Regions from separate parts of the Homo sapiens genome. Here regions 1 and 3 are each linked to region 2. Evidence: chromatin contacts called from ENCODE Hi-C or POLR2A ChIA-PET data. All regions are on one chromosome and are shown on one strand. The core of a region is the stretch at or near the end of the contact, and the rest is flanking DNA. Distances in the headings are between cores, read along the strand shown. Region 1 holds the start of PVRIG (PVR related immunoglobulin domain containing). Region 2 holds the start of AGFG2 (ArfGAP with FG repeats 2). Region 3 overlaps STAG3 (STAG3 cohesin complex component).

Region 1 (2,700 bases), core at 2-2,501, 320 kb after region 2:
AAAAGAGTGAGGCCGGGACCAGTGTGAGGAGGCCTCTCCCCTGCCTGAGCGTAGAGTCCATTCTCAACAGAGACAAAGCTGCCACGTGCAGGGATGGGTGTGGAGGCCCAGGCGGCAGGGCCCTGGGGCCGGTGTGCAGCGTGGGTGGGGAGTGACGCCCACCAGGACGGCCCCCCATGGGGGTGAGCTGTGTCCAAAGTAGCTGGGCGGCAGCTGGTGTTGATAGTGGCATAAGGGACGTGAAGAGCAGCCTGGGAGGCCTGGCTTGGTGCCTGCGCGGGGGAAGGAGGGTCAAGTGAGTCTGCACAGCTTGGGCCCAGCCCTGGCCCCCCTGCCCCTGCCCCTGTCACCTCATCCCCAAAGCAGGTCCCCTCCTCACCCATGCTCGTGCTCTCGGTGCCTGGGGGCTGGTGCGGGACGGCTGGAGCCTAGGGGCAGGGCTGGGAGAGAGCAAGGATGGTCAGAGCTCTGCAGGGCATGTGGCCATCCCAGTGTCAGGGGGACGTGGACAGGGACCAGGTCTCACCGGTGCTTATGTCGGCGCAGCAGATGAAGGAGGTAGACACAGCCAAAGAGGAGGACTCCTGAGACCCCCAAGATCCCGGCCAGGTCTGCCCGCAGAATGGGGGCAGGAGTCGGCGGGGCAGAGAGCCCTGGGCACGGAGACAAGAATCAGATGGGTGGCCAGTTCCCGAGCCCCTCCCTGCCCTCCTGGACCCCTCGCCCCGGCCCCACCTGGGTCTGAGCTGGGCGGGAGGCTCCCACAGGCCTCCCAGGAGCCCTCAGGGAAGGACGCAAACTTGCAGCAGAAGGTGGTGTTGGCGCAGGGGCTGCTGGCCCCAGAGCCTTCCAGGATGAGAGAGATGCTGCTCTGGGTTTCCCAGCGGGCCTGGCGAGCAGGGGCCCATTGCCGGATGCCACGTTCTGGGTGCAACACAGCCAGCGTGGTCCCCCCAGCACCGTTGGGGCCCCCCCAGCTCACAGTCACCAGGGAGATGGAGCCAGACCCCAGGAACCCACAACGGATGGTGAAGGACGAGAGCTCGGTGGCCTCCATCCGAACTTGAACCCACACCTCCGGGGTCCCTGTGGAACAGCAGCAAGGTCGGTGGGCTGTTGTCCTACATCACCCTCCCTGCAGCCCCTGCCCCTCTCTGGTGCCGGCACTCACCCGCAGTGACACACAAGGTCAGCAGCACCCAGGGCAGGACCAGGGTCCGGTGCCCCATGGCCCCCTCCAGTCCAGGTTCTGGGGGCTGCAGGGCCGGCACCTGTGCCTCTGTTCTCATCGCAGGAAGTCTTCATGTTGTCAGCAGCCAAACAGCCACTTCCTTCTCTCCTCTCACACCTTCCCCAGAGGTGGTGAGCACAAAGTGGCTGATTCCCTTCTTAAAGTGACAGTGAGGGCCTGCTCAGTCCCCAAGGCTGTGCTTCCAGGTAACAAGGCAGGGCGGCACAGGTGGGTGAGAACCCAGCCCTGGCTAGGCCTGGGGAGGCCAGGGGAGGGGCAGAGAAGCTGTCAGGGGCTAGAAGGACTCCCCTTCCCTGGACAGCAAGGGGTGCCGGGCTTCCCTAAGAAAGGGCTCTGTCCCGCCCCTCACCCAGCTAAGGAATCGGAGGAGAAAGCCCCTGGGAGTGGGAAGCCAGCAGGGAGGACCTGAGAGCCAGCCCAGCATGCATGACCCACTACCAATCTGATGTGGGTCCCACGCTTACACCTGCAATGCAGGCCTCCCCCACAACCCCCAGCCTGGCTCGCCCACTACCCACTCATACCTCCTGATCTACCCTGAACGCACCCCATACTGGGCTCTGCCCCAGGCGCTGTCTCCTCGTCATAGGTGATGGCAACTGGCTTCTGGCTGCTCGGGCCCAAAGCACAGCCACCAGTGCCTCTTCCCTTTCACTTCCAACGCACCAAGATTGTGTCAGCAAACAGCAGTCCTCTGCCCTAGCAGTGCAGAAGCCAGGAGTTGAACCCATGTCTCTCACCAGGTTAAGCTGCCTCGCTAAGTTTGGATGTGACCTCAGAAACAGAGGCTACTCCAGCAATACAAGATACTTTATTTTTCGGCTTCTACCTATGCCACCCAATCCCTTCACTGGGCCTAACTTAGTGAATCAAATTAAGTATATTTCCCTCCAAGTTGCCCCAGGATTCTGGGCTCCTTTGCACACTACAGGTTTTCTCTAAACGCCCTGGGTTTATCTATCCTTTGGTGAATTTTCAACTCTTCTTATTTCTCTGCCCTGTCCTGACCAAAAATCTTCAGTGCCTGTTTCTCTCTGCCATCCAAATCCCACACACATCTAGGGGTGAATCGGTGAATCTGCGCTGATGAGTGACACGTTTTGTGAATCCTTTCTAGGATCTCAGTATTTCATCCTATCCCGAGGGAAGGCTCTAAAGAGCTCAAGGAAGACCTCACGATGTCTATGTGTGAGAAGAAACCTTTCACCCCTTCACTATCACACCCCATCATCCAAGCACACACTCCTCTTTCATCCCATAAACCCCAGTCAGTGTCACCTGGAGTTATAAGGATGCGGTGACTTACCTAGTAACGGAAGACTCTCAGTAATCTGAAAAAGAAAAATCCCTTCACTTTATAACTGAGGAGATAACACCAACAAGTCACTTCCAGCAGAGCTCATGGCCACAGTGCAAGTTAAAAAAGGTAAAGCCTTATTGAAAATAAT
Region 2 (2,700 bases), core at 33-2,532:
GCATGACCGAACAGTACCAATGCCAAGAGTAGCACTCAGATGATGCACCAAAGCCCCCCCAAAATCTAGAGTTTCCTGGATGCTACCACCAGGATCCAGTCATGGCAACAGGGATCTTAAAGGTGTAAATGATTAACCTTCAGGATGGCTCACCTAGACGTGCAAACGTTTGAAAAAGCTAAGCTCTCTACCAGGGTAACCCATTGGCTCTCATCTCTTAGATTTCGTAAGAGTTTTACCTTCTGGGTAACATTTCAAAGCCCTGCTAAGATTAGTATCTACACCTGAACTCTGGACCATGGCTCCCTTCCAGCCACTATCTCTAGGCTGTCAATCGGGGTTAATTCGCTTTTTTTTTTTTTTTTAATCCTGTACTCTAATCATAGGAATTTCAACCAAGTTTCAGCTGGCTTCTGCATCTCACACTCCAGCAGGGACACAAGCCCGAAGGAAGAAAGGTGCCCGTCCATCTCCAGGCCGGCTTTCCCCACCTTTTTCCTTTTTGCTTTCCACCTGCATGAAGTTCCCTCTAAAGGTGCATGTCATTTTCTGGCCCTTTAAGTCCCGACACCCCATCCCACTCCGAGTTCCCTTCCATCCTCCGCACTTTCTCCCTCCCCACTTGCAGTTTGCCTCGACCCCCTCGGGGAGTTTCTCGGTCCCTCTCCGGGCGTCTTTCTGCACCCGTACCCTTCTCTCCGCAGAGCGACTCCGGCCTTGCTTCCTCTCCCCTGCCCTTTCCCCTCCCCACCACACCGCTGCAGCAGACGACCCCGTCCCCACAGCCGGCGCGTTCCCTGACCTCCCCTCCGCCCCTCACCTCGGCCCCCTTCCCTCGCGCCCCGGAGCCCCGGCCTCCCCACCCCGCCCCCGGGTCCCCCCACGCCGACCTCGGCCACTCCCTCCCGGTCACTCACAGGAGGCCGGAGCAGGTGGTGCACACGAAGCTGCCCACGGTGATATCCACGTAGGTGACCCCGCGCTGGGCGCACTCGAAGCAGTGGCGGTTCCCGGCCTGGCTGCAGCCACCCAGCTCCCGCACCCGACGGCACCACACCTCCGAGGCCGCCTCCGCCTCCGCCTTGCCCCCGCTGACCCCGCCGCCCGGGCCCGGGCCCTTCTTCGCCGCCATCACCATCGCTGCCCACTCCCTCCCCGCTAGTCAGCAATCACCCCTTCAACCACTGCCGCCTTCCCGCCTCCTCAGCCGCCTCCGCACGCCCGGCTCCCCTGACAGAAGCTCGGGAGCGGGCGGCATCCGCAGGAGACTTCGCCGTCCACCACCCTCCTTGCCCGTCCTGCACACTGATTGGCTAGGTTTCTCCCACCTCCTTACTCCGATTGGCCCTCCCTGGGACGGCCTCCGGTTGCTGGAGCCGCCAATGCCCCGCCCCACCGCCTTCAGGCCTCAGGCCTCTCCTATTGGCCGGCAGAGACCCCAGCAGCGAGAACCGTGCGTGCCCTCTCCTTGTCCCCGCCCCCTCTCGCCGCTGCCTCCACCGTGGCCCGCCTCCTAGTTCCGATTGGTGAGTCCTCGGCACTCGGGCTCCGACGCTAATTTTGATTGGCTGGCGGGGCTGCAAAGTTAGCGCGCGAGACAGAGGAGGTGCCCCGCGCGTGCGTAGCTGTCGTCCTCCCGACTGATGACGTTAATTCCCGGCAAATTTCAAAGGCTTACTCTAGACTGTGTAGAGTGTCATGCAAAGCCGAAGAGAAGTGGCCATGTGAGGGGCTGAGCAGGAGGGGGAAAGAAGAGAGCGCTTAAGGGAGAGAGGGAGAGGGAGCAAGAGTGCTTTACTAGACCAGTGCTCTAATTCCTGAGCCACAGAGCGAAGGGAGTGCTTTATAAATGTCATTTCATTCGCTCCGCCTATCCCAGAGGTGGAATCCCCATTTTACACCCTTAGGTTCAACAACTTGCGGCAGATCACACGAGTGCGTGGCCCAGGATTCCACTCTGGGTCTTCCAACTTTAGAAACCCTGCCTTTAACCCTCCTAGTAGGTGGACTATTATTCGATTATTCATTTAACAAACACTGAGTGTCTGCTAGGTTTCAGGCACGTTCTAGACACTGGGAATAGAATACAGCAGCGAAGCAATCAAACAAAATATTCTTATAGAGCTTAGTTTCTAGTAGGGGGAAGCAAACAATACACAAATTAAAGAATCACCAGTTAGTAATAAATCCTACGCAGAGAATTAAAATCACATCTTGGAAAAGACTTTTTGGGTACTTTTTTAATTTTTTAATTTAATTTTAATTTTTTGAGATGGAGTCTCACTCTGTTGCCCAGACTGGAGTGCAGTGGCACGATGTCAGCTCACTGCAACCTCTGCCTCCTGGGTTTAAGCAATTCTCATGCCTCAGTCTCCTGAGTAGCTGGGATTACAGGCGGCCACCACCACCCCCAGATAATTTTTGTATTTTTATTATTATGATTATTATTATTTGAGATGGAGTCTCGCTCTGTCGCCCAGGCTGGAGTGCAGTGGCACGATCTCGGCTCACTGCAAGCTTCGCCTTCTGGGTTCACGCCATTCTCCTGCCTCAGCCTCCCGAGTAGCTGGGACTACAGGCACCCGCCACCACGCCTGGCTAATTTTTTTGTATTTTCAGTGGAGACGGGGTTTCACCGTGTTAGCAAGGATGGTCTCGATCTTCTGACCTCGTGATCCGCCGGTCTTGGCCTCCCAAAGT
Region 3 (2,700 bases), core at 154-2,653, 350 kb after region 2:
TCAGATTGTCATTAGCATTTTTTAGCAATAAAATATTTCTAAATTAAGGTACATACACTGCTTTTTAGACAATAGTCTTGCACACTTAACAGACTACAGTGTAAACACAACTTTCATATGCACTGAGAATTAAAAATTTTGATTTTTTGATTGTGTGACTCACTGTACTTCAATATTCACTTTATTATGGTGGTCTGGAATTGAATCTGCAATATCTTTGAGGTATGATGCCCGTATATGTTTCTAACAATTTGGAAAACAAATTTTTAGTAAGTTGCAGTTTAATAGAAGTGGAACTAGCAAAAATGAGAAGAAAGGAATTAGATCAGTGGTTCTCAACTGAGGCTAATTTTGTTCCCCAGGGGAGATTTAGCAGTGTCTAAAGATTTTTTTGGCTGCCACAACTTGCTGGGGGAGCAGGGTACTACTGGTATCTATCTAGTAGATAAAGGCCAGAGATCTGCTAAACATCCTACCATGGCAGGACAGCCCCGCAACGTCCATAGTGCCATTATTGAAAAATCCTGGATCACATGAACAATAGACACCAAGGAAACAGAATTATAAGGAGAAAGGGAACATCCTTTAAGACAACAGGCCCCACCTCTTCAATTATGTAAGAACAACATATCATTTTCGACAGGACATACTTAAGTCTTTAGGGCTGAAGTACCTATATGTCCATATTTTACACTAAAATAGCAAAAATAGGTAAAGCAAATATGTAAAATATTTGGGAAAGGGAGACTGAGAAAAGGCTACTGGCTTTAGGAATTAGGAAGTCATTGGTTTAGAAAGAACAGTTTCAAAGAAAATGGGGAAATAAGCTAGGTAGCAAAAAGGATTCAGTTAGTTGGACATTAAGGAAGTAAGGAAATACTATCCTAAAAGGAAGGATGGAAAAAAGAGTAACTCACAAAGGAGCAGAGTGAAATAAAGATTCAAGAGCCTATATACATTTATAAGTGGAGAGAAGAAAATAGTGGGGAGGAAGAAATTTAGGATAAAATGGGGGAATTATAATGATAATTGATTAAGCAAGAGCCCAGAGAAGCCAAAAAAGAAAAAGAAAAGAAAAGATTCGCACTAGTGTACATAATTTAAAATCCGGGATAGATTAATATTCAAGCTTTTAAGATCAACCTGACAATGCAAAATAACAAAAGAGAATAAGGGAAGTGGAAAGTTTCCTTCTCTAGTGATTTAGAATGGAAGAGATCTTTTGTGAGGGCTAGAGAAACAGCCAAATGATATGGTCAGACATGGTGAGTCCTGCCAACCTCATAGGAGGGGTCTTAGACACTAACAGAGAGTGAGGAGAAAACACCAGTAGTGTTACTCTTATGACAGACCCAGCTGATTAAAGATTTCATCAGCGTAAAAGATTTTGCTATGGCTTATGCCCCCCAGTGGTCATCTTTAAGTTTAAAAGGAAACAAAACAAGTATCTACTATGAGCCAAGCGAGGCAATTTACTCATCTCATTTATTCTTCACAAAAAGGTGAGATTATTCCTTTTTTTAAAGAAAAGAAAACTGAAGAGAGGTTACATAAGGCTATGGAGCTAGTGACTAAATTCAACAGAATTTAAAGCGAGTTCACTGGGAGGCCTGTTTTCTTTCCATTCCTTGAAAATTTGGCCTCCCTTGTCAATGGTTGGCTTTTAGTACTCCTGCACTCACTTGCACACTGCACACTTGACAAGTAGGTCAAAACTTAATTCCCTGCATGACAGGCAGGTACAGCACTTAAACACTCCTAACAATGAGTGCTGACAAAAAAAAAAAAACTGAGCAAAAGTGGAATTAGAGAGAACTCTAAATTACACATTATTTGTTGAGCCCACAACCCAGAAACAAGATGAGCATGTAATGACCCCTTACAGGATGGGTCTATGAAACTATTGCCAGACTCCATTATTCATGATCTTGAAAGACTGCCCAGGGCCTGATAAGGGGGTCTGTGGCAGAAGTGGGTGCAAGTTGGGAAAAAGGGAAGGAAGAAGCAGGGAACACTCCTCACCTCTTTGCGTTTCTCCAACAGGCTCTCCAGCCGCTCAGGTGCCCTCTGCCCTGGCCCCTTGTTTCTTTCAGCCTCATACTGACGCTGATTGTTATCTTGGTGCACACTCAGTTGGAGGGCAACTTTTACCAGGGAGGTCATCAGTTTCATAGCTTTGAGAAAGGAAAAAGAGATAAAGAAATCATTACTGAGGTCAGAGGAGAGAGGATGAGTAGAAGGAAAAAATAGAAGGAAAGAAGGGCAATGAAAATGAGACGTCAGAGCAGGATGACCCTAAAATCCTAAGACGGCCTGTCCTGGAGTGGACTGTTTCCCTCGAACCCTTGTGGTCTTCTTTTAACCATCAGCATACCCCTAGTGGTGAGCTCTGACAAAAATATTAAACCTGGAAATTGTTGCTGTGATCTACCCCTTCTCAAAACTCCACTAGTGAGAAACTGGATTGAAGTTTAGGATAAAAGAGGCATGGCCTTGAAGTGAAGAGCCAAGATGCAGGTAGGAAAGAAGATCCTGAATCAGAGAACAGAGGAAAGTCCTATAAATCCCCAGGAGAATGTCCAGAGTAAAAATGAATGCTCACCAGCCAGGGTGCTAGTGTGACGGAAGGCGCGGACTTGTGAGTCTGAGAGGCCAGTGAGCAGGGAGATGAGGTCGTCCATAGGGAAGCCATCATAGAGG

Evidence for each region. A loop is a pair of places that touch in the nucleus more often than their neighbours do. ChIA-PET counts read pairs that join two places held with the same protein, here RNA polymerase II (POLR2A). Pooled maps may share reads with other maps.
Region 1: a pooled map shows a loop between it and region 2 (7-fold over the local background). The contact joins the promoter of PVRIG here to the promoter of AGFG2 in region 2. A Hi-C loop is called at or near these places in 2 of 37 single-sample maps with no recorded cell type and 7 of 50 pooled maps. POLR2A ChIA-PET finds 5 or more read pairs at or near these places in 1 of 52 experiments (B cell).
Region 3: a loop to region 2 is called in a map with no recorded cell type, with 2.1 times the contacts of the local background. The contact joins the enhancer-like site here to the promoter of AGFG2 in region 2. A Hi-C loop is called at or near these places in 3 of 37 single-sample maps with no recorded cell type and 3 of 50 pooled maps. POLR2A ChIA-PET finds 5 or more read pairs at or near these places in 1 of 52 experiments (WTC11).

The regions. Positions count from the first base shown.
Region 1 is chr7:100,218,500-100,221,199 of GRCh38, reverse strand. It overlaps PVRIG (PVR related immunoglobulin domain containing), which reads right to left and starts at 1,251. Exons shown (of 5, transcript NM_001397246.1): 1 at 1,172-1,251; 2 at 736-1,086; 3 at 527-653; 4 at 380-440; 5 at 1-272. The coding sequence starts at 1,229. It also overlaps a transcript of STAG3 not described here and the pseudogene CASTOR3P. RefSeq lists a silencer at 132-181 and enhancers at 1,102-1,171, 1,232-1,361.
Region 2 is chr7:100,537,785-100,540,484 of GRCh38, reverse strand. AGFG2 (ArfGAP with FG repeats 2) reads right to left here and starts at 1,282. Exons shown (of 12, transcript NM_006076.5): 1 at 918-1,282. The coding sequence starts at 1,138. RefSeq lists silencers at 922-1,221, 1,272-1,551 and an enhancer at 1,431-1,932.
Region 3 is chr7:100,188,919-100,191,618 of GRCh38, reverse strand. STAG3 (STAG3 cohesin complex component) reads right to left here. Exons shown (of 34, transcript NM_001282717.2): 7 at 2,603-2,700; 8 at 2,023-2,174. Among named protein-coding and RNA genes, the nearest start is that of STAG3, 12 kb to the right of the region's middle. RefSeq lists an enhancer at 1,250-1,409. Within about 2 kb of position 1,403, at least 2 of the 41 ENCODE cell types and tissues checked have a DNase peak (open chromatin) inside an H3K27ac peak, as active enhancers do.